5 separate regions of the Mus musculus genome follow, and regions 1, 3, 4 and 5 are each linked to region 2. A link is a loop called in an ENCODE intact Hi-C map of the cell type or tissue named here. Cell type or tissue: heart. All regions are shown on one strand. Region 1 holds the start of Btbd3 (BTB (POZ) domain containing 3). Region 2 has its middle 63 kb from the start of Btbd3. Region 3 has its middle 160 kb from the start of Gm14062. Region 4 has its middle 180 kb from the start of Gm14062. Region 5 has its middle 110 kb from the start of Btbd3.

Region 1 (5,000 bases), 65 kb after region 2:
GCTAAATGCAGAGCCTTAGCAAAACATCCAGAGACTAAAAAAAGACCCCTCCCCTCCCCTGCCGTGGCTGGGCTTAAATGTGTTTGGTTTAATTTCAGTACGTTGGTTCCCTTTGGCTTTATAGTCTAGGAGATCCTGTTCAAAATACTTGCAAGTAAATGCTGCTAGGAGGAAGATTGTTGCCAGGAAGAGAGATTAGACATATGTGTTCCCATTCTTTGTTAATGGCTTTTGCTTGTTTTGGTTGAAATGAAAATGTTCCTGTACTAAAGAGAAATAAACCCCTCCCTTCCTGTTTGCAAATGTCTTTCATTTGCTGTTTATCTTAATTAAATATACAGTAGAAAAGAGAATGTAACTGCTGCTCCTTTAATATCAGAGCTGTGCATGCTACAATAGGTGTCACTGTTTGGCTTCATCCAATCCTGATTGGTGGCTTCAGCTATTGGCTCGGAGCTCTGGCTGTCTGACTCCGTCTGCAGGGCTGTAATACCTACTCTCCTCTCCCGATCCATTCACCACACAACTTCACCGGCCGGCCGCGGCCGTACTGACTCGCTGGGCTCGCCACATCTTGCTAACCTAATTCAGAAAGCAAGCGCCTCAGCTCTCTCTCTGCCTGCCTCCTTTGCTCAGCTTTGCAGGTGATCCAGAGAACGGCTGGTTTTATGCGCAAGTAAGAAAACCAGGAATCATGATGGGAATGTATTTAACAGATCCGGTCCTGGATAAAACTTAAAGCCAGTTTCTCTTCAACATAGTGAAAAGGTCACCTTGCCTGGCTGGGAAAAGCAGGAAGAAAGCAGCCTGCCGGTCTCTGTTAACATCTTAGCTCCGGCTAGCCTCTTTGCCTTGATGTTTGAGCAGTTTTGCGAGATCTAGCTCTAAAGAGAGACATCCTGTACTCATGGTAGATGATAAAGAAAAGAACATGAAATGTCTCACCTTCTTCTTGATGCTTCCAGAGACAGTAAAGAACAGGTCCAAAAAAGGTTCAAAGAAAGCCAACAGCAGCGGTGGCGGCGGCGGCGGCGGCAGCGTTGGCAGTGGGAGCAGCAAGTTGCCCCCAGTTTGTTATGAAATAATTACCTTGAAGACTAAAAAGAAGAAGAAGATGGCTGCTGATATATTCCCCCGTAAGAAGCCAGCCAACTCCAGCAGCACCACTGTCCAGCAGCAACACCAGCACAACCTCTGTAACAACAACCTCATCCCGGCCCCCAACTGGCAGGGTCTTTATCCCACCATCCGAGAAAGGTAAGCGCCCTTGCTGGCAGGCTAGCGTGTTTACTCTCAAAGTTTGCCGGTGGTGAAGTCTCTGCTTTTTCATGACTGTAATGCAGTTTACCACGAATCCCTGCTCCTCTTCCCCAGAGGCTCTACTGGTAATGGAAAGCTGCCTTGTATCTTTTCCAAAGCAGTACAGCTGTTTTCCTCTTAGATAAAAATATTTTTGCAAGCTGTAACATTTAAGCAGCAGCTTTGTGTCTGTGGAGCACAGAGACAGGAAACCCTTCATTTGTCCTAAGCCCTGTAAAAGTTTAGTTAACTTTTAAAACTTGAGTTCCTTGCCATGTGTCTGCAGTGGTTTCAGGCAGTGGTGTGGCTGGACCCTTTGTATGCTCTTTAGCTGGGAGTGGAACGCTGAGCTGTTGTTGCTTAGCTTAACTCTGAAGTTTTGCATGTTGGGGAAAGGGCTGCTAAGAATACAGGCTGTTGTGAATTAATGACTCGCCTCTTGTTTGTAGAAATGCGGTGATGTTCAATAATGACTTGATGGCAGACGTACATTTTGTGGTTGGGCCACCAGGTGGGACTCAGCGGTTGCCAGGACACAAAGTAAGCAACAGCTGCATTACCGGTTTAGTCCTGAGATTTACATAGAGGGACCCTGTCAGCACAGAGCTTGGTGTGGGCAGGCAGCCCGCCGGCAGCCACTGCATGGTTCGCCCAGTTACAGAGAATATAGACCTTTGGCCACACTTCATTTTGTCTTTGTTTCCTTCTACACGGTTGTATATATCACCCAGAAATGTGCGCTTCTCACTCTCCAGGGCTAGGAAATGTTGTAACTGGCTTGGAAAGTCCTCTGTTTACTGTACCTATAGAAATCCGATAAAGAGCCCATGGTTTGATTTATTTCCCAGTGGGGTGGGGGTGTATATTAATGTCAAAGCTTTGAGATATTGATGGAGAGCCCACTTTGTGTGACAGTCTCATGCTCCCTGTCCAGTGCACCATAGCCTGGCTGTTTACGACGGTGGGCTATGTACCTTACGTGCCCCCGGCCCTCAGTGGCTAGTGGTTTTGGGGATTGACTCTGCAAATGCTTTCAGTGTAGTGTGTGAAGGGAGCTCTCCCTTTCTCCACAGTACGTCCTCGCTGTCGGGAGCTCAGTGTTCCATGCAATGTTTTACGGAGAACTCGCTGAGGACAAAGATGAAATCCGAATCCCAGACGTCGAACCTGCTGCCTTCCTCGCCATGCTGAAGTAAGCATGATGTGTGTGTTTGGAAAGAGTTTCTTGTGCTGTGTTCCTGCTCTGCTGGCCTCTCAGTCAGATCTGAGTTTCCTGTAAGCGAGAGATTCTAAAGAGAGGGGGTGCTGCTTGCCTTGTAAATGGTCTTAGAACCGCTCTTCTGTGCTCGGGGAAGTCCTATGGAATGTCGCAGGCAGTTAGAGCCATTCCTTAGCCTAGAGCCTAGGGGCAAAGAGCTCACGTGGTGAGCTGCTTTTAGGGACATTTTAAAAGAAAAATAGCTTTCTGGAATAAACACTGTTTAATAGGGATGTTCTCCTTCTGAAAGCAGGACACTTTAAGGAGGCTTCAGAGAAATAGACCTTTACTTCACAATGAGAGCAGTGATGTACCTTGTTTAGCTAGCAACACTAGGACGACACATGCCTTCTGTGTTGTCTAATGCCACCAGAAGTGGAACTTAGTATCTCATCTTTGACTACATATATTTTACCCACAAAATTGGACATGCAAATTTTTGATGAAGAGATTTTTGAAGGGATTGTTTCCTATAGTTGTCTGTAGATTAATACAAGCAATTTTAAATTAGTAATATAAAAACGTAAAAAAGATTGGGGTAGTCACATATTTACTTAAAATTTTTCATATCTTATAGATACTTTACAGACTCTACTGCATGTTAATCGGGTCCTGGGAATCATCTTTACCAGGGTCTAATGCTAAACAGTGAGATTAAGCCTAGTTATTATAAGTTGTATTTATAAGGTTTTTCTTAACTGTTCAAGGCTATATTTTGATCTGGGAATTTCATTTCATCGGAATAAATTTAAAAAACAATGTTTTTGAAGAAAAATTGCCAAGTGGGTCAAAAAGTTTGACAATATTCTTACAATTTTTAAAACAATCATTATTTTTTATTTACTGCTTACTGAAAAATAAGTTCTAGTCCGTTTCAGAGTTTTTAAGTATGTAATTCCCTGGTCCTGTAATGACATTGAAGCCTAATTGAACTAGACCGTTCCCAGTGGGGAGCGGGAGCAGGGAGGTTAAAGGCAGTGAGCGTGTGAGTGACCATAACAGTAACTGCTTCGTCACTTCTTAACCTTCAGCATCAGTCCATTAGAGACACCACCGAGAAACCTCTCTACCTGCTTGGATCCATGCCCTTCCTCACTGCCTGTGAAGTCCGCTCTGCGTGTGACAGTGCCATCTGTTGTTGGTAGAATGCAGCCCTAGTTAGCAACTTGGCCTCACTGAAGTCCAGTAGGGTGTTGTTTCCCAGACACATGTACAGTCAGGAAACAGGAGCAGGAATGTCGGAAAGTTACATCTTGATTGTTTGCCAAATATCTTCTCTTGTAAATAGATGTATTACCTAGAGCATATTAGTGCAGTTTTTAAAAATTATGGAGTCAGGCGGGGTGGAAAGAACAGGGCGTGAGTGAGGTTCCATTTGCCTTGTTGGGAACAGCAGTAGGAACTGAGGCTTCCCCTCCTGTGTCCTAGGGGAGTAGCTGTACTCAGAAAAGGAGTGGCAGCTCCCTGAGTTCCAGGGTGAGGCTACAAATCCAGCCCATATTCTGGATGCTCTCCTAGTCCTGGCCCTAGGCAAAGCACAACTGTACTGCAGCTGTGTTGTCGAGTGGTCTTGCCGGTGTAACCGGCTTAGCCTATAGAGAAGACAGTTTCCTGGAAGAAAGTGTTTATTACTGAGGAACCTTTTGGCTTGTTTATGTGTGTTTATGTTTTCTTTTTTTCCTTGCGAAAGCTAATCTTGGTTTCTTAAGTTAGGTATGTTTTACAAACATGAAATAAAATTACTATAAAAAAAATCAAAGTACCCACTGCTTTAGCTTAAAAACTTTGATAAATTTTCTCAGTGTTGTCATGGGCAGAGTTGTCACTGATTATCCTTTTGTCCTGTAATATAAGATTGCAGGTCGGTTCCACCTTCACTGTCTCAAGAAACTCCCACCATTCCCCCAAACAACAAGAAGTATTTCATCTCCTAAGATAGGTACAGCTCCCTAACGCACTGAATCAGTGTGCGTGTGAGCTCTCTGCTTTGTCTCTGAATAGATACAGGGGAAAGTAATGTTTGCTTTAGTTCTGAAAATAGGACAAATAGGAGTTTAGAACTTTAATACTCACAAGATTTGTGGAGTTCGCTGAAAAGGTAGTAGTGAAGTTTATGTGGTGATTTCTTAAACTTGGAACCACTTCAGAAATATTTAATATCAGGTTTTATTTTGTGTTTTAGAAAAGTCCCAAATCATTAAGATTTTTAACTTTGACCTTATAGTTTCAAAAGACATTTGTTTTTATTGAAACAGAAAGTGGAATAGAGCTATATATGTCTACTTTAAACTCTGCTGGTGCTGAAGAGAGAGATGGCTCAGGGGTTAGGAGTGCAGCTTCTACAGAGGTCCAGGATTCGGGTCCTAGCACCTTCTCAGGTGACTCACGGCTGCCCATAACTCCAGTTCCAGGGAGCCAGTGCCCTCTTCTGGACTCCTGGAGT
Region 2 (5,000 bases):
AGGGAAATGCAAATCAAAACAACCCTGAGATTCCACCTAATATACCAGTCAGAGTGGCTGAAATCAAAGACTCAGGTGACAGCAGATGCTGGTAACGATGTGGAGAAAGAGGCACACTCCTCCATTGTTGGTGGGATTGCAAGCTGGTATAACTACTCTGGAAATCAGTCTGGCGGTTCCTCAGAAAATTAGACATGGTATTACTTGAGGACCCAGCTATAGCACTCCTGGGCATATACTCAAAAGATGCTCCAATCTATAACAAGGATACATGATCCACTATGTTTGAAGTAGCCTTACTTTTAATAGTAATATGCTGGAAAGAAACCAGATGTCCTTCAACAGAGGAATGGATACAGAAAAAGTGGTACACTTACACAAAGGAGTACTACTCAGCTATTAAAAACAATGAACTCATGAAATTCTTAGGCAAATGGATGGAACTAGAAAGTATCATCCTGAGTGAGGAAACCCAGTCACAAATGAACACACAAGGTATACACTCACTTATAAGTTGATATTAGCCCAAAAGCTCAGAATACCCAAGATATAATTCACAGACCACATGAAGCTCACAAAGAAGGAAGACCAAAATGTGGATGCTTCAGTCCTCCTTAAAAGGTGAAACAAAATACTCACAGGAGGAAATACAGAGACAAAGTGTGGAGCAGAGAGTGAAGGAAAGGCCATCCAGAGACTGCCCCACCTGGGGATCCATCCCATATACAGACATCAAACCCAGACACTATTGCAGATGCCAAGAAGTGCTTGCTGACAGGAGCCTGATATAGCTGTCTACTGAGAGGCTCTGTCAGAGGCTGACAAATACAGAGGTGAATACTCGAAGGCTTTTCTGGGAGCCTTGTACTTTGATAGGACCACATGACTGACTCTGGCTAGTAGAATGTGCTCAGTCTGACTACCCATCTGAATAGGTAGAATGGTTTTCTATATTATCTTTCTTATTAGAAGCACATGGCTCATGTTGTGGAGTCACTCCAAGAAATGAGCTTAAACCTTTAGAACATATCTTGGAAGAGGCAGACAAAAGACCCTTGCCACTCAACCTGAACCATCATGTATAGGTTATGTTACATTTTGTTGAATTCCTATGGCTTCAGCACCATTTATTTTAATCGATATGCTAAATATCAAGCTTTCAGTGTTTCCTTAGCTAGAATAATATTCCTTCTCTTCTGTGCTTCCTTCTTGCTTTTCTAAATAATAATATAATCTCTTAGGCAGCCTGTCACAGTTGTCCTCATTAGTATAATATAATCTCTTAGACTTCTTTGGGATAATGCTTTCCATGAATGTCAAGTCTCTTACACTTTACAGTCCATCATCTAGGAACACAAAAGCAGGAACTCAAGACAGAGACCATGGGAGAAGAATACTGCTCACTGGTATGCTTCCCCAGGCTTGCTCAACAGCCAGGCCCAACTGACCAGAGGCGGCCCTGAACACCCCTATATAAATGAACAGTCAAGAAGAATCCCCAGTACATGTCCACAGGACAATATGATGGCAGAACTTCATTAATTGCTGTTCCTTCTTCTCCCTCCTTTGGAAGTATAGCAAGATGATAATCAAGATTAGTGTGACAGCATGATTGTTTTACAAATGCAGTGTTCTTTGCCATCATTGACTTAAAAAGCTTTCTTTCTCCCACACTCAGGGTTAAACGCAGAGAAGGACTTTTTTTTTTTTTTAAACACCATAGGAACATTCAAATAAAGAAGTGGGGCTCACTTGGACTTTGTATCAATTTACAAAGAAGTAGTGAGATTTGTATGGTAGGAAAGCACAGAGAAGAGTGGATTGATGAAATGTTCTCATTCTAATTCCCCTTACAACTACAGGGAATCAGAAGATCCGGTAAATGGACAGAAAACCAAATAAACAAACGATAAATGAATTACAATACCAAATGTCAGAGTCTGTCATAAATATGTTCTGAAACTAGCCTTAAAAATATCATGATTCTAAGATAATTCTGAGTTGTTTTAAACACTTCTAAAATTCAAAAACCCTGTCTTTTTCTTCTTTTACTCTCTTGTCTACCCACTTACTCCTGTCCTCAAATGTAAGACTCTTTACAATTACAAGTGTGTAATATAATATTTCATACAAATGTCCTTATATCTTTCCAATTTATAGTTATCAATCTAGATGCCATATAGATTTCCAAATTACAAACATTTTTGCAGTGTTGTATTTTCTATAATAATGATAATGATAAACCTTGTCTTCAGTCCTCCCTTCTTTCCTGGACTCTAAGCAAAATCAATGTCATTATTTTCTGTCCAAAATATGCTCGTTTTGGTAATACTTCTGATGTGGCTGATAGCTCTGTCATCTATTGAGCATGTGGGTTGCCTTGTCTTTGTAAGAACACTAGGAAGGGACTGGAGAGAGGGCTCAGTGGTTAAGAGTTCTTGCTGTTCAGAACTCTCTCTGTTCTTGCGGAGGACATGAATTCAGTTTTATTCAGATTCATTATTATTGCTCATAATAACTACAGTTCTGGTGACCACTTCTTGTCCCCATGGACACCAGGCCTAGGAGTGCACAGACATACATAATAAAGGCAAAACATTCGTGCACTACAAATACAAATATATTAAGTCTTTAAGAACATTAGAAATTGACCTCTGTTTTTCTTTCCCCCATTTTGGACACTCAGATATATGCCATAGCCTTAGAAATGTCTCCTTTCTAAAACGATTCTGTGTCTACTGGGCCCTGCCCTGCTGGTGTTTTGTTGTTGTTGTTCAGATTATATGATGGGGAGAGAAGCCACTATCATAACGCACAAGGACAGGGGGAGAGTGAGCTTCAGTAAGAGATAACTGAAGGCAGGGAGGAAAAGATAGGGCAGAAAATAAGATCTATCTAGATATTTGCCTTGATGGAAATGCATTCGTGATGTGATGGAACATGATGAAATTTGGAACAAGGAAGGAAAGGAAAAAAAATGTTGCTTTGAGCAGAAAACATCTGGACTGGGACCAGATGGACAAGAGCCAGCCCTGGGGGTATTCAGCAAAAATAGTTGCAGGCAGGGGGAGCAGCCAGTACAAAGCTCAAAGGAAAACAAGGCTGGCAGAGTTCAGAGAACAGGAAAAGCAGTATGGACACAGAACAATGGCTGAGGAAGACAGGCAAAGGAAGACACCAGAGAAGTGGGTGGAGTCCACCCAGAGAGAGTACACAGCTTTACCAGTTACCAGGAAATGGAGCTGTTTGAAACGAGAAATTCTGAAGCTCTGAATTACTCTTTTTTATTTGTTTACAAGATTGGCTCTGGCCACTGTTTTCATAATAGCCTTATATGTGGAATAAGACTGGGGATAAAAACATTTGGGTAGCTGTTATCCTCATCAAGGCTAGGAATGATATTGGCTTAAGACAGAATTGTTCCAGCAGATGTGGTGAAACCTGTCAGATCCAAAACGGTCCTGCCCAGAGAATGGAGGGTCCATAATGGAGCGTTCTCGTTAATGAGATTGTTTTGTGCAAGGTCGCACATATAGAGTGTAGAGAGGTAATGAAGAGAATTAAAGATGTTGTCTTCATTTTGGGTGTGAGCCAATATTTTCTCTTTATAACTGTTTTTAGTCAAGGCTTCCTGTGACTTTGGTCTAGGCAACACTACAGCAGTGCCCTTGTTTTCTTATCATTCTTCTATTTCTCCCATTTAATCCTTCTGCAAAAGTTATTTTCTAGATTATCCTATAAATGTAAGGGTGGAAAACTGAATTATCAAGATCTGGTTAGAAGCAAGGAATTCATGCATGCCACTCTGGGTACAAAGGAGGAAGAATTCAAAGGAAGAGATTGTTTTCATCAGATATTCAAGCATGTTTGCCACTATCTGCACTGGAGTTAATGTAGAGAATTAATAACTGAGCGCCGCAGCTGCCACTGGAGGTGAAACCAAGAAGAAAGTGGGAACCCCACAACCCAGGAGTTTACAGAGGCTCCTGATTCTGCGTTATTCCAGTTTTATCATTCCCTAGATCCTTGAGCTTAGAAACCTAGATCTTTTGGTCTATACGATTTACTCTATTTGAAATTTCATTCCCCTCCCTGCCCCCATCCAGGAACCAGCAAGGAAAGCCACCCTCGATTTCTGCCAGCAGGGTAAATCAAATCCTCTTCCTTTTGACAGCTTTGTGCTTCCATAAATCTATGTCAACACATATCATATTGGATTGCCAGCTATCTATTTACAGAGAGCTGTCTCATCCACAGCACGATGAATTTCTTGTAGATAAGAATTATATATTGACATCTTCTCACCCTTCCTTGGAGATGCTCTTCAAAACAATAGTAGTCCAAAACAAGATAAAGGACACACACCACTAGAACTTTTTTAGGTTCAAATTAGAGTTCAAGATTAAATGTTGTTTATGTATATGATGGGGACACAGAACAATGTGGTAGCCATCGTATGTTTATGTTATCTTTATTAGTTAGGCTGGTGCTGCAAAAATAACCCATAAGGTTAGGAAGTTTGCCTGGCACATGTTTTATAGTTTATGTTGGACTTAGCTAGATGGTGGCTAACTCAGTTCAGAAATACTGATCTAGGATAACTCTTCTCTCTTCTATGTGGTTCCTGACTTCCACGAAAACTTTCCTAGGCTTGGCGGCTAGGAGAGGTTGTGGTTTATTAGTAGTTGTGATCAAAGATGAAACAAGAAGAAATAAATTAGATTCAAGAATCTCCATCTCTCTCTCCTCTCTATCCTTCCTTCTCTCCTATCTAGTGATGGAAGTGAAACTAGGGAGATAAAGCTGGGCAAAAAAAGAACCTACAACATAGCAAAGGCCAGCAACAGTTCTTCACTCCTGCTATTACTTACCAATGAAAATCCCAAAGCCACACAAAGCTTCAAACTGGGAAAGCAGACAACACAATGTGATGGGATGAGATTCATTTTTGATATTTGAGCATGTCAAAAGACTTACATATTCCTTGCTGTTCTCTCTCT
Region 3 (5,000 bases), 170 kb before region 2:
ATTTTCATAATAATTTTCATGTGACGGCTGAAACATTACGCAGTCGTTTCTCCTTGACAAGAAAAGAAGCCCGTGACATTGTTACTCAATGTCAAAGCTGCTGTGAGTTCTTGCCAGTTCCTCATGTGGGAATTAACCCACGCGGTATTCGACCTCTACAGGTCTGGCAAATGGATGTTACACATGTTTCTTCCTTTGGAAAACTTCAATATCTCCATGTGTCCATTGACACATGTTCTGGCATCATGTTTGCTTCTCCGTTAACTGGAGAAAAAGCCTCACATGTGATTCAACATTGTCTTGAGGCATGGAGTGCTTGGGGGAAACCCAGACTCCTTAAGACTGATAATGGACCAGCTTATACGTCTCAAAAATTTCAGCAGTTCTGCCGTCAGATGGACGTAACCCACCTGACTGGACTTCCATACAACCCTCAAGGACAGGGTATTGTTGAGCGTGCGCATCGCACCCTCAAAGCCTATCTTATAAAACAGAAGAGGGGAACTTTTGAGGAGACTGTACCCCGAGCACCAAGAGTGTCGGTGTCTTTGGCACTCTTTACACTCAATTTTTTAAATATTGATGCTCATGGCCATACTGCGGCTGAACGTCATTGTTCAGAGCCAGATAGGCCCAATGAGATGGTTAAATGGAAAAATGTCCTTGATAATAAATGGTATGGCCCGGATCCTATCTTGATAAGATCCAGGGGAGCTATCTGTGTTTTCCCACAGAATGAAGACAACCCATTTTGGGTACCAGAAAGACTCACCCGAAAAATCCAGACTGACCAAGGGAATACTAATGTCCCTCGTCTTGGTGATGTCCAGGGCGTCAATAATAAAGAGAGAGCAGCGTTGGGGGATAATGTCGACATTTCCACTCCCAATGACGGTGATGTATAATGCTCAAGTATTCTCCTGCTTTTTTACCACTAACTAGGAACTGGGTTTGGCCTTAATTCAGACAGCCTTGGCTCTGTCTGGACAGGTCCAGATGACTGACACCATTAACACTTTGTCAGCCTCAGTGACTACAGTCATAGATGAACAGGCCTCAGTTAATGTCAAGATACAGAGAGGTCTCATGCTGGTTAATCAACTCATAGATCTTGTCCAGATACAACTAGATGTATTATGACAAATAACTCAGCAGGGATGTGAACAAAAGTTTCCGGGATTGTGTGTTATTTCCATTCAGTATGTTAAATTTACTAGGGCAGCTAATTTGTCAAAAAGTCTTTTTCAGTATATGTTACAGAATTGGATGGCTGAATTTGAACAGACCCTTCGAGGCTTGCCATCATTCAGGTCAACTCCACGCGCTTGGACCTGTCCCTGACCAAAGGATTACCCAATTGGATCTCCTCAGCATTTTCTTTCTTTAAAAAATGGGTGGGATTAATATTATTTGGAGATACACTTTGCTGTGGATTGGTGTTGCTTCTTTGATTGGTCTGTAAGCTTAGGGCCTAAACTAGGAGAGACAAGGTGGTTATTGCCCAGGCGCTTGCAGGACTAGAACATGGAGCTTCCCCTGATATATCTATGCTTAGGCAATAGGTCGCTGGCCACTCAGCTCTTATATCTCACGAGGCTAGTCTCATTGCACGAGATAGAGTGAGTGTGCTTCAGCAGCCCGAGAGAGTTGCAAGGCTAAGCACTGCAATGGAAAGGCTCTGCGGCATATATGAGCCTATTCTAGGGAGACATGTCATCTTTCATGAAGGTTCAGTGTCCTAGTTCCCTTCCCCCAGGCAAAACGACACGGGAGCAGGTCAGGGTTGCTCTGGGTAAAAGCCTGTGAGCCTAAGAGCTAATCCTGTACATGGCTCCTTTACCTACACACTGGGGATTTGACCTCTATCTCCACTCTCATTAATATGGGTGGCCTATTTGCTCTTATTAAAAGAAAAAGGGGGAGATGTTGGGAGCCGCCCCCACATTCGCCGTTACAAGATGGCGCTGACATCCTGTGTTCTAAGTGGTAAACAAATAATCTGCGCATGTGCCAAGGGTATCTTATGACTACTTGTGCTCTGCCTTCCCCGTGACGTCAACTCGGCCGATGGGCTGCAGCCAATCAAGGAGTGACACGTCCGAGGCGAAGGAGAATGCTCCTTAAGAGGGACGGGGTTTTCGTTTTCTCTCTCTCTTGCTTTTTCGCTCTCTTGCTTTTCCCTCTCTCTTGCTTCTTGCTCTCTTTTCCTGAAGATGTAAGAATAAAGCTTTGCCGCAGAAGATTCTGGTCTGTGGTGTTCTTCCTGGCCGGTCGTGAGAACGCGTCGAATAACATTCTTCCCCTCCCTAGACTAATTCCCACAATCCTCTGCAGATCTCTCCAGGGAACTCTTCTGTAACAAATCACTTGCCAGGAATGTTTGGCTCCGACTCTACTTTGGGAAGAGCAGGACCTCAGATGTATCTGGAGACTCCCAATTCCAGCTGTGTGAATCCTCATAACTATTCTGCTTGGGAATTTGCTTGGCCATCGCAGAAACATCTAGGAGCACAAATCACTTTTGTTCCCACACAGCCAGCTCCTGATCAAGCGAGGCCCAGGATGCTTCAGCAGCCTGTCCCCCACCCCCTGTCCCGTCAGAGAAGTGAATCAACATGTTTCTGAATGCTTGCCATGTTACGTCCCTAATTCCAGCTTTATGCTCTCACTCATCATTTTAAGTATGTGTTACTAGATCTGTTTCATAGTCAAGGAAGCTGAAGTTCAGAGAGGTTATAAAAACTGAACAAATTCCCACACACCGAGACACAACTTAGGCCTTTAACTTTCAACTTCCAGTCGGGTGAATTGCGTACATACTTTACGGCAGCTGGCCTTGCTGGTGCCACCTGAAAGTAAATAGTGCTCACCAGAGGCCACGTCACCATTACATCCAGAAAAAGACAGAGCCCAGGCCACTTCTGCACCAAGACAGTGACTAAGTGCTACAGTACTGCCTAAGCACAATGACAATGACTAAGCCACCCCCTCTCACATCTGTGAGTCACTGTTCTTTTCCAACTATGGCCTAGTTCAGGTTAATCTTTCTAACTCCTAGATAAATGTATCCCAATATCCTGACAAAATCCGATCTAAAATCAGGCCCCTGCTTTCCTGTTTCCCCCTTGGAGTTATTTAAAGTCCGGTCTACTCTCAAGCCTCTCCCAGGATTCTACTGAGCTCTCAGTAGCATAAAATATGACGTGTTCCTGGTGGATTTATCATCTACGTTTCTTGATTTGTCAGGTGGTTTTCAATATAATTTCTCCTTAAAACAAATATGTTATTGTCTGGTACCATATTTCCTGAAACGTTAAGGCTATATATACTGTAAAATGTACATCTATAAGTTTTTAAAAAATACGTGCTTTTCTTTCAAAATATTGCTTTAAACCATGACACCATCCTTTTATGTTAGCCTTGAACTTTGAATCAGTGATATCAGATTCTTGTGGCTTTAGTTTTTCACATACTCCAAGAATGTGATCAGTTGCACTAGTTGTCTGGAGACACAATGTTTTTGCTTATACCTCTGTGATAAAGTTTAACTACTGTACTTGGGTACATCTTCCTTTCTTAGAAAGCCTGGTGTTGCACTATGCAAAAACAGTTTCTTTATTCCTCCAACATCAAATATTTGCTTCACGAATAACAACTTTAAACTACATTGCAGCCTGTGCTGGAGGACTTCTTTCTTCTAAGTTGTCAAACATTGGTACGTATAGTAAACATTGGCATATATAGTAAACATTGGTATATATAGTAAACACTGGTACATATAGTAGAAGTTCTTGGTGCCCTTCACTTGGGTGCTTTACCCATCCTCCAACTGCTGTGATTTCTGATGGCTCAGAATAGACCTCTTCGCTGTTCTTGTCCTCTGAGGTCACTTTACTAGAGGCAACTAGTTGACAAAGGACATGCCCCCAATATGACCTTGAGAGCTTATTGGAGTAAAAATCTCCATGGATGAAGAGAATCTGAAGAAGGAACAAAATAATCCAACAAGCAGAGCCTGAAAGCAAATATCAGACCTGGCAGAGTTAAATCAGAAACAGAGAATGGGATCAAAAGCTTCAGAAGGGACCAGAATGACTGAGAATGGAAATTTACCAATTAACACCAACTCTATGGATGGAAAATCCCCAATTCAAACCAACATTATGAAGTTCTCCTTCCTGCAAGATAGGAAAACATCTTTTCATTTGCTTCTAGTTCATCCATGAGACAGATTTGAGTTTGCTCTTGTTTCCCAATGGACCAACCTGCAATAAAGCACTTTCATTTTTCAAAACTCTTGGCTTCTGTGCATGTAAGCAGTGAGACTTGCTGTGTATCCCAGTATTGGCAGATTTCTGTACACACTTTCTCACATCATCAACTAGACATTAGTAACTTTTTGTCTGGGGATTTCTTCTAAAAACAAGGTCTCAAAGAATTTTAATCAAAATACTCTGGGTTGGGAAAAAATAAATAAAAGAATAATTTTTGGGGTCAAAGACCTAGAAATTTTTGTAGATAAAATTTATTATAGTTTATGCATATTTAAATGAAAAATCTTTGAATATTTTTTACTTTTTAAATTCCATTCACCTTTCCAGCTTTATTTGTATTCTTCTTTTACTTTTATATTTACCCTTTATTTAGGATTTTCAAACTGTATTTTTTTTTTAAATAAAGGTTTAGAAAAATAAGTTCTCTGGAGCGTCTTATGAGTTCTCCTTTGATTCAAATAGTGTTTATTCTTGATTTTATAAAAGGTAAAGATACTGGTATATTCAAAAAATGTTAATCTCCCGGTTGGTCATGATGAAAATGCACAGTTTTTACCAACTCAGATTGACAACTCCATCCACTCTTCCTACCAGGACTCAAGACTGAAAGTCTCAAGAAGGGAGGGTTTAAACTGTAAGTCATTTATCTTCTGGGAAAGACCTTATAGATGTACAGTTACTTTGCTGGGACCAGTCACCTGCACAATGGTGCAGAATAACTCCATG
Region 4 (5,000 bases), 160 kb before region 2:
CCTAAGGATGTAGATAGCAGCTTAGCATCACCCCTTCCCTGATCCAGTGCTGGATTAATATCTGATGTTTGGTTGGTGGTCATGCTTGCTTACTATTGATGTAAATGTGGTCCAATCTTTTCATGCTAAAACTTTTCAGCAGACTTTTCAGTATTCACTTGTCTTTGCTCACCCTACTCCCCAGTACAGTTCAGTCTCTTCATCCTATCACTCAGTCAGCCACTGTGTCTTTATACCTGAGAACCACATTGCCCAGGCCTTATTTGACTTTTAGCATTAGATCAGCATTAGATTTCAACACTCCTTTCTAACAGTTCAGTCTTTTAGATTTGTTATAGCACATATTCCTGGGCCACTTCCGCCACTGTCTTTCCTCTTCACTCTGATTTCTAGGATTGTCATTATTTAAAGAGCACCAAGAGTTCTTATTTCTGAATTCATGGTACTTGCTATTATCTTTATGCATTTCCATCCACGTTGTGGTTTCTGATAGCTTCTCTACACAGATTCACCACTAGATTCAATTTCTGGTGATGAACTCTTTCTATAAGGCCCACCATATTGCTCAAAAACAAATTGACTTAAGTGTGAAACCTATTCTAACTCTTCATCACCTTCAATGTTGTCTTTTCATAGATAATTCTTCACACCAGAAAAACTAGAAGCCTACTAGTTATTTGAGTACTAACCTCTACCTCAGCTAGATAGTTAATCTGTCACATCTCTTTGTATATTTTGTCTCTTAAATAGCTCCTGAATACCCATCTCTTCTTCTATGGACAAAGCTACTGTTGTAGATCCTTAATAGTTATTGGATACGTAGGAGTTTTGTCAGCTTCCCTGAACCCTGTATATTCTACTCCTATCTGTTTCCCCAGAGTGCTGTGCTCACAATCTAAACTCTAAATTTGACCATGCGACCTCCTCATTCATGACCTTCTTCTACACCATTTCACATTGCTTTGTGCTGATTCCCAAGGGAAAGTCTACCTCCAAGTTTCCAATTTCTAGGCTTAACCTCAAACTGATCCCCTCACCTTCAAACTTCTTGCTTCAGCATTCAGTTAACCAGTTAATAAAGTTACCCTCTCAGTTTGATTCTCCCACTAGGCTATTGGATCTTGTTGGAGAATCAATATGTCTGAGACAACTAGTCACTGCCTGGCTAATAAATGCTCAATTAATGATGCTCAGTGACAAAGCAGAAAGATGTCACTTATTCCCTTGGAATTGTTACTCATTTTCCCAGGATGTCACTCATTCTCTGGGATGAGGAGTTATCCTAAGTATTTGTCTAAGTGAATTAAAAGCTTTTACACAAAACTAAACATGTATGTTTGTTGTAGAACTATTCATAACTAGTCAAACTTGGAAGCAGCCAAAAATGTCCTATGTAAACCAATAGATAAATTTAATGTGTGCAAAGTTATTAGTTGATATTAAAAGTATATGGGGCATTAAGCCATCAAAATATTTGTAAATATGTTAATAATGCATATTTTTTAGTGGGGAAAAAGGGACCATTCTGAAAGGAATCAAGCAATATAATTCCAACCATGTGATGTTTTTCAAAGACAGAGCTATGGAAAGAAACTGTATAAAAAGATCAATGCCTCCTGGAAGACAGAAGGGAAGATGAGTGAGCAGAATGCAAAGATTAAAGCAGCAAAAACACTGCAGGATATTGTAATGGTAAACTCAAGTGCCATTGTATATTCACAAAAACCTCTTAGATGTACAAAGCAGCAGAGAACCACAGAGTACACTACGGACTTCTGGTAGTAATGATGTGTCAGTAAGTTCATCAGCTGTAGAAAAGTACCACCTTGGGACAGAAACTAAGGGGAGGGAGAGAGTGCAGGACAATTCTTAGTACTTTCTGCTGGGTCTTGTTGCCCATCTAAAGATGTTAGATTTAAATATATATATTCTATTAGAAAAAAAGAAGACATTCATTCCAGATGGGATCAGTGCCACACTAGACTTTCCAGGACATACCCGCTGAGCTCCTCTTCCACTCTCCCATTCCCCCCAGCCTTACTCCTAAGGTTATCCTCCCAAGAAATCAATTGGGCAAAATAATCTTACCTCTGGCTCTGCTTATAAGGCATCAAACCAAGACAGAGGTACAGACATGGCATGCCTTACTGCTGACTTGCTCAAAATGCTTCTTCTACTCTTAGAGTAAAACGTAGGCCAGGTTTTGGGAGGGGAGAGCTGAAGCAGATAAAGTAAAAATAGAGTATAAATGGTGACGAAAAAGGAAAATCTTGGAAGAAGTTTAAAAAAAGAAATTGTGTCTGCCTTCTCACCACTACACCTAGGGAGATGGAAAAATGCCAAAAACAAATTTCACCTTCTTGAAAGATTTGTCTGTGTGCCAGGTCCTAATTCCCTGGAAAGGAAACTAAATGTTCTTACTTCCTAGTACTCACGGTATCTGTTTCCTGTGGCTGCCATAACAAATTCCCGGCACTGGGGTGGCTTAAAGCTGCATATATTCATTCTCTTGTGGGTTTACAGAGCCTTCCAAAGGCTGAAGGAAGGAAACCTCCCCAGCTTCTTCAGGTTCCGGTGCTTGTTAGCTGGACTTTGCTTCCTGGGAAAATGCCTATAATATTCCTTCCAATGCCTTTGCCTTCGTGGGGTCTCTGTGTCTGTCTTCTACTTTGCATTTCTTATAGAGAGAGAGCTACTGTTAGATAAGGAATTCAAATGGATGATCTAGGATATTTTCAGTCAGGATCCATGATTAGATCTTCCATGATTATTGCTCCAAATTACATCCCACCCACAGGTTCTAGAGATTTAAAGGCAGATGCATTTTGGAGGGCACAAGGAGTCAGAACTTGGCCCAGAATCTTCACTGAATTCTTCTTTTTATTATATATGCTAGTATATAATAATACTAGATGACAGTGTTTCTCAAAATTACATATTATTTCTACAAGTACTGGGGATGGAGCAGAAACTGAGGTAATGACCAACCAATAACTGGCCCAACTTGAGACCCATCCCATGGGCAAGTACTAATCCCTGACAGTATTAATGATGCTATTGCGCCTGTAGACAGGAGTCTTACATGGCTGTCCTCTGAGAGGCTCCACCCAGCAGCTGACTCAGAGGGATGCATAGACTCACAATCAAAGAGTGGATGGAGCTTAGGGACTCTTATGCAGAAGTTGGGTAGGAACTCCACAGGAAGAGCAACAGAGTCAACAAATCTGGACCCTTGGGGCTATCAGACTGGATCACCAAACAAGAACATACATAGGCTAGATCTAGCCCGGCTCCAGATATAGCAGATGAACAGCTTGGTCTTCATGAGGGTCCCAAATAACTAGAGCAGGGGCTACCCCAAAAGCTATTGCCTGTCTGTGAGATATGTTTTTCTAACTGGGTTGCCTTCTTTGGCTTCAGTGGGAGAGGATATAACTAGCACTGCAAAGACTCAATGTGCCAGGGTGAGAAGATAATCAGGGGACTTCCACCATCTTAGAGGACAAAGGGGGAAGGATTTCTGGGGTGGGGGGGTGACCAGGAGAAGGAGCAGTGAGTGGGATGTATAGTGAATAAATAAAATGAAATAAATAAAATAAAATAATAAAAAATTAAAGCCCACAGAGTTCTTTCAACAACATATTTATTACTATTAGAAATAAACATAAGAATTGCTCATTAACTATTGCTGTTTCTTAAGTCATAGGTATGTCCCGTAAAACATAATTATTCTTACTGCATAAATGAAGAAATTGAGCCTAGCGTGGAAGTTAGTGTGATGTGTAAGTCTTCCCCATTGGTTTATCAAATTTGAATTCTTCACTCTGATTTTCCCCCCTATGGAGAACAAGAGTGATGGTTAACCTTTATTGCCAACTTAACTGGATTCAGAATTCATTCAGGAGACCTAAGAGACCCAGGAGACATATCACTGAATATAGCTGTGAGTGTGTATCCAAAAGAGTTTAACTGAGGATTCAAGGCAGGCCCTGAATGTAGATGGCACCACCCTGTGTGCCCATGTCCTAGAGCAATAAAAAATGAAATGGAAAAGCTAGCCAAACATTAGCATTTATCTTTCTCTCTTTCTGACTATACATATATAGTGACCAGCTGCTCTTTCCAGTACAGCTATTGTGTCTTTTCCAACCATGGCTTCCTGCCATGGTACACTGTATCTTTAAACTATGAGCCAATAAAATTTTCTTTCAATAGCTTTTGGAGGAGATATTTTGCCACAACAATGATAAAAGTAAATAAAACACAAAGCAGGAGTGCCTCCAACAGAAAGGAGTTCACCTTGCCACCCAACTCGTCTGAGTACTGAATACCAAGCAAGCAGAAATACTCTTTCTTTTTAATTAGGTATTTTCTTCATTTACATTTCCAATGCTATCCCAAAAATCCCCCATGCCCTCCCCCCACTCCCCTACCCACCCACTCCCATTTTTTGGCCCTGGCGTTCCCCTGTACTGGGGCATATAAAGTTTGCATGTCCAATGGGCCTCTCTTTCCAGTGATGGCCAACTAGGCCATTTTCTAATTCCTATGCAGCTAGAGTCAAGAGCTCCAGGATACTGGTTAGTTCATAATGTTGTTCCACCTATAGGGTTGCAGGTCCCTTTAGCTCCTTGGGTACTTTCTCTAGCTCCTCCATTGGGGGACCTGTGATCCATCCAATAGCTGACTGTGAGCATCCACTTATGTGTTTGCTAGGCCCTGGCATAGTCTCACAAGAGACAGTTATATCAGGGTCCTTTCAGCAAAATCTTGCTAGTGTATGCAATGGTGTCAGCGTTTGGAGGCTGATTATGGGATGGATCCCAGGATATGGCAGTCTCGAGGTGGTCCATCCTTTTGTCTCAGCTCCAAACTTTGTCTCTGTAACTCCTTCCATGGGTGTTTTGTTCCCAATTCTAAGAAGGGGCAAAGTGTCCCACACTTTGGTCTTCATTCTTCTTGAGTCTAAACAAAGAATTCTCACCTGAGGAATGCCAAAT
Region 5 (5,000 bases), 170 kb after region 2:
TCTGTATTATTTTTCTCAATAGACAAAATGTACATTATTTACTTTAATGGAACTTGGAGCTTAGTGAAGATAACATTTCAAGCATTTATTCTTCCTGTAATGTCTCTGAAGCACAAACTAATAGTATCAATGAGCACTTGCTGAGTTATCCTGATTACATGCACTGTTGTACTCTAGGAACAAGGATGATGACTGTTATGGCCACTCACAGATTATGTGTGTAAAATCAACTTAAAGATCCCTAAGTGACCAAAGACAATACAAAAGAAAGAAAGAAAGAAAGAAAGAAAGAGAGAGAGAGAGAGAGAGAGAGAGAGAGAGAGAGAGAGAGAGAGAGAAAGAAAGGGAAAGAAAAGAAAAGGAAAGAAAAGGAAAGGAGAGGAGAGGAGAGGAGAGGAGAGGAGAGGAGAGGAGAGGAGAGGAGAGGAGAGGAGAGGAGAGGAGAGGGAAGAAAAGAAAAGAAAAGAAAAGAAAAGAAAAGAAAAGAAAAGAAAAAAGAAAAACGATTTGGAGAAATATCTAAAAAAAATCAGAGTTGTAGTATAGACACTGTTGATTAGATTTGATGAACTATATTAATTAATCTGCTAGTTACCTTTCCATTACTATTACAAGTACCTGTGATACCCACATTTTAAGTAGCAAAGGTTTATTTTGGCCCACAGTTTTAGAGGGTTCAGTGCACTAGCCTACTGCTTTGGGCCAATGGTGAAGTATTGCATCACATCAGGGGGTAGAGGGCAGAAAACAAATACCACCTCATAGCCAAGAAGTAAAATGGAGAGGAAGAGAGAGGGGCTGGGTCACTCTATTGTCTTCAAGGGCATGTCTAGATGACCCCAAACTCCCAGTAGTCCCTACTTCTTAAAGGTTCTGCCACTTCCTAGTAGTGCCAGGCTTAGAACTAAGCCTTTAAAATGTAAGCTTTGCGTGTCATCTAATATGTAATCTGTGACAGGCTTTGCTCTTGGTTTTCCTACAATGATTTATACAGCATTAAGTAAAAGGACACAGCGGAACAGGGAGTGTGATCTGCTGAAAACACTTTACATTCAGGGATCTGCATAGAGGGGAACCAGACAGAAATTCTTCCGAAAGATCTTAGGAATTCATGACTAACAGGTTTATAGGATGCCTTTAGCTCCTAGGGGTTTGGGTTAGGAACTGTGTTGCACAACTTGCACTTCTTAGTAAGAACTTGCCAACATCTTCCCTAAACTGGTCCATTTTACCCACATCTGTGTGGTTCTGTTCACTATTGTATTGCTGTGTGACCTCAGTAAGTTCATATTCTCTTGGGTTTGGCAAGAGTTCCCTTGAGTGATTTTGCTTAGGGAGTGCGATACTAGAGATTTTTTTTTTTTTTTTGCCATTAGCAAGCAGAGGTGACTTCTTAATTAAATGTTGGGGTTTCAGTCTAGGCTCTCTATCAGCCTATGGATTGCCTTCATGAAGATTGTCTAATTTGATAATGTAGGGATTTTGTTGCTGGGCCTCAACTGTGGTTGGCAGGTCCGTGTGCTTAGAAGTCCAGAGTGGTCTCCATTAGTCCACTGTCATTGGCTGCTTGAATAGACATCTATTTCTTCCTCATTTTCTCTCTTGAATTTGTATCAAGTATGAAACACTGCCAGACTGACATCTCAGCCTCACCGAGAAGATTTGTTAAAATTAATTTATGCCTTAATTGTTCGGAAGCCAGAGAGAAGTCACTATGCTTTGTGGGAATGCCAGATTGTGGCATTTACTGAATATAGATTACTTAAGGCCTCAGCCTTTGAGTATTAGTACCAAGACTTCCTCTCCTCCCTTTGTGGGAATTATCATCTAGAAAAATCGATGTCAGATTCTAAGTTTTGGCGATACCTTTTTTAAAGGCAGAAATCCAATTCAGTATATTTGCTTGGTCTTTTATCACTGTATGTTGCTGGTCACCTGTCGAGAATGGAAGCAGCAGGCAATTTAATTTGTTCACAGTATAATCTTAGGTCGCTTTGAGTAAGAGCTTTTAGCAGCTCTGTGCCCTAATTGTTGACTTACTACCTGTTTCCTCTTCTAGTACCCCGCAGGCCTCTGCTTAAACTCAGGCTCTCTGCTTTAGCTGAAGTATCCAAGATGCTTCTGGGAATGGAAGGGGTCCAGGAATGGTGTGTGTGGGGGTGGGGTGGGGTGGGGGTAGTGCTTATTGTTTCAGGTCCAGCTTTTCCTGTGGGAGGTGAGGTCACACAGTCTCCCTTGTGCTATTTATGTTGTTGGTTTCAGGAGTTTGAGTAAGGAAGTAAAGGCAACAATAATGACCAAGGAAAACTTCCCAGGAGAGGAGCAGAGTAGAGGAGAGAGAATTGGGGAAGGCAAGCAGAGAAATCAGAATCTGCCAGGGACCGCATGAACCTCTCTGCTCTCCTAGTCCTCCCCTCCCACTTCCCTGTAACTGCTGTGAATGTAGTGGCTTTCTTAATTCAGTGAACCTGTCACATGTATCACAGAGTTCCTTCTGCTGAAATACTTATTTGTCTCATGTTCGGGTGGATGAAACCTTACCACAGACTTTAGTAACCAACTTATACTAAATTACCTTGCTCTTGCTGGGAGTTTGCCCTGGGGAGGGACGAGAACCCATGACAACTCCCATCCCACCCTCAGAGCCATAGCTGACGTCTGGCAGTTGCAAACACATGACATCTGTCTAGAATAGGGCCACCTGCAAGTCTTAGGGACACAAGTTGGAGTCCAGCATTTTTCCTATGATGCTGTCTCATCCACTTTATTAACTGCACAACACAGAGTGATCCCATTTCTAAGTAGTTCAGTAAAAGCAAACTGGAAGAAATGGTGAACAGATTTATGACTATGACTTCATCTCAGGAGTGTTGGAAATCCTTTCCCACTACCACACAGTGGAATCCTCTAAAGATACACTGGAAATACATGTCACAGCACTGGGGGGTTTGGGGGGATGGAGAGAAGTTTTGAGAATATCCGGGCTCCTGGTGACTTGTTTTTAAGAACATAAAATGTTATGATGAATAAAAAACATCTTCCAAGGCAGTGGAAAGAAATGGCCAGTGGTGTTTACAAACACACCCACCCACACCCACACACTCCTTGACACAGGCAAGTTAACAAACAGCTAGAGAATTTCACAGTGAGAACATGCAGATGGCCAAATAAGCACCCAAGTTGCTGAGAGCCTTCATTCATTAAAGAATCTGATTATTTATAAGGCACTGGAAATTAAGGGCAGGAGAACATCTATTCACAGCCAAAGCTGAAGACATCTTGTCTCTGGTATGATGTATGAAGGAAAACTAATCCAGAGCTCATCAGTTTCCACAGAGGGGCTTTCTAGGTCTGCGATATAGTTCCCCCCTTTATGATTACATTCAGGAGGAGTGTAAGGGGTGGACTCTCTGGATATAGCTACTAAGTCTGGACAGGGAACTTAGATTGTAGTTTTTGTAACTGGAAATGCTACCATATTTTTTTCTAAGCCTTACATACTATTCTCTAGGCATGAATGTGAGTGGAGCTCTTCAGATGTGTTGGGGGTGTTAGCAAGTGAGAAGCCTACCTTAAAATGGTTCCCAAAGTAAATTGTTTGAAGAAATTACCAGAAATTCTTTGGTGGAGAACTTTGAAGTCGCTGTGACTATGTGGCTTTAATTCAAGGAGATATAAAAGAATAAAGGGTTGTTAGCATGACTGGATTAAGCATCTTTTTTTGAGAAAGGGCTATTTTCAGAAATCTTGAACCTAAGTGACCAGGATGGACAGCAGAGGAATTGAAATTTCTTAAATAAATTTTATTGGCTTTACAATAAAAATGCATTTTGATATAATAATATAAATACAACATTTCTTCTTTCCCATTCCTCCCTTTAAATATTGCAATATACAACTTCTGACTCTCTTCCAAGTTAATGCCTTTTTTCTCTAATTGTGTGTGTATGTGTGTGTGAAAGAGAGACAGAGACAGAAACAGAGAAACAGAGAAGTTGGTGTGTATATAGGTATACATTCCTAATTAAGCTGTATATATAGTTTGTATGATGTCACTTGTATGTACAGTTTCAGGGCTGACCATTCTTTCTAAAAAGTAACTGATCCCACTCTGGAAATGTCACCCATCCTTATCATGTGACCTTCTCTGAAGGAGAGAAAGGCCAAGCAATGTGGAGAATGTCTGAAGATGGGATAGATTTGGAGGGTGAGACTGTCACGGGAGTACAAGGAAGTAAGAAGAGTCAGCATTAGAGAATCACAGAACTAAAACTCAGGCAGGCAGGGTAGAGATGCTGAGAGGATCATCAAGAGCTGTGGGCTAAGGGTAGATCCCAAATTCCTCAACAGGATTTCAGTTCAGGCAGTGTGCTTGATGGTTTTAAGTCAACGTGACACAAGCTAGAGCTATCTGAAAGGAGGGGACCTTAACTAAGAAAATGCCTCCAAATGGACCTTGAGAGACTTGAGGTTTAAGCAGGGGAGTGCAGCTACTGGTATACCATTCACTGGAGACTGGTCCCCCTCTACTCTGGGAATGACCTTCCCTATGCCCCAATGAATATATGGTAACAGAAGTTGTCTTGGCATGTATCTCTGTGTTTTCCTTTTTACTGGAGGGAGGGCACAAGGGTGAGAGAGTGGACCTGGGAGAGATGGAGAGCTAATGTGACTGCAGTGCATTGTATGAAATCGCCAGATAAGCAGCACACATATTATGTTGGGGGAAAAAAGAATATAAGAAAAATCTTCCATAAGATTAGGCTGTAGGCAAGCCTGTAGGACATTTTACTGTGGGTGGTGCGATTCCTGGGCTGGTGGTTTTAGATTCTACAAGAAAGCAGGATGTGCAAGCCATGAAGAGTAAGCCTGTAAACACCCTCTATGGCCTCTGAATAAGCTCCTGCCTCCAGGTTCCTGCTCTGTTTGAGTACCTGTCCTGCCTTTCTTCAATGATGAACAGTGGTATAGAAGTATGACCTGAATAAACCCTTTCATCT

Evidence for each region. Hi-C counts contacts between places; a loop is a spot of excess contacts. Peaks named below come from ENCODE experiments on the same cell type or tissue, not always from the same donor. Only the 100,000 strongest peaks of a DNase experiment are listed, where the experiment ranks them.
Region 1: it touches region 2 in a loop (6-fold over the local background); 6 of 42 quality-filtered maps call a loop at or near these places.
Region 3: a loop joins it to region 2, with 3 times the contacts of the local background. A loop is called at or near these places in 5 of 42 quality-filtered maps.
Region 4: it touches region 2 in a loop (2.9-fold over the local background); 4 of 42 quality-filtered maps call a loop at or near these places.
Region 5: a loop joins it to region 2, with 2.1 times the contacts of the local background. A loop is called at or near these places in 2 of 42 quality-filtered maps.

Annotation. Positions count from the first base shown.
Region 1 is chr2:138,278,001-138,283,000 of GRCm38, forward strand. It overlaps Btbd3 (BTB (POZ) domain containing 3), which reads left to right and starts at 493. Exons shown (of 4, transcript NM_145534.2): 1 at 493-1,257; 2 at 1,749-1,839; 3 at 2,373-2,491. The coding sequence starts at 908. In heart, CTCF peaks have their summits at 400, 1,860 (motif pointing right), 2,577, 3,700 (motif pointing left) and 1 weaker place; DNase peaks (open chromatin) are centred at 481, 1,231, 3,721, 3,991 and 2 weaker places; H3K4me3 peaks cover 2,387 bases; H3K27ac peaks cover 1,623 bases.
Region 2 is chr2:138,212,651-138,217,650 of GRCm38, forward strand. No RefSeq gene overlaps it. Among named protein-coding and RNA genes, the nearest start is that of Btbd3, 63 kb to the right of the region's middle. In heart, a CTCF peak has its summit at 3,052; a DNase peak (open chromatin) is centred at 3,101.
Region 3 is chr2:138,037,995-138,042,994 of GRCm38, forward strand. No RefSeq gene overlaps it. Among named protein-coding and RNA genes, the nearest start is that of Gm14062, 160 kb to the left of the region's middle. In heart, no CTCF peak of the experiment used is centred here; a DNase peak (open chromatin) is centred at 2,497.
Region 4 is chr2:138,050,793-138,055,792 of GRCm38, forward strand. No RefSeq gene overlaps it. Among named protein-coding and RNA genes, the nearest start is that of Gm14062, 180 kb to the left of the region's middle. In heart, no CTCF peak of the experiment used is centred here; a DNase peak (open chromatin) is centred at 2,489.
Region 5 is chr2:138,382,741-138,387,740 of GRCm38, forward strand. No RefSeq gene overlaps it. Among named protein-coding and RNA genes, the nearest start is that of Btbd3, 110 kb to the left of the region's middle. In heart, no CTCF peak of the experiment used is centred here; a DNase peak (open chromatin) is centred at 2,221.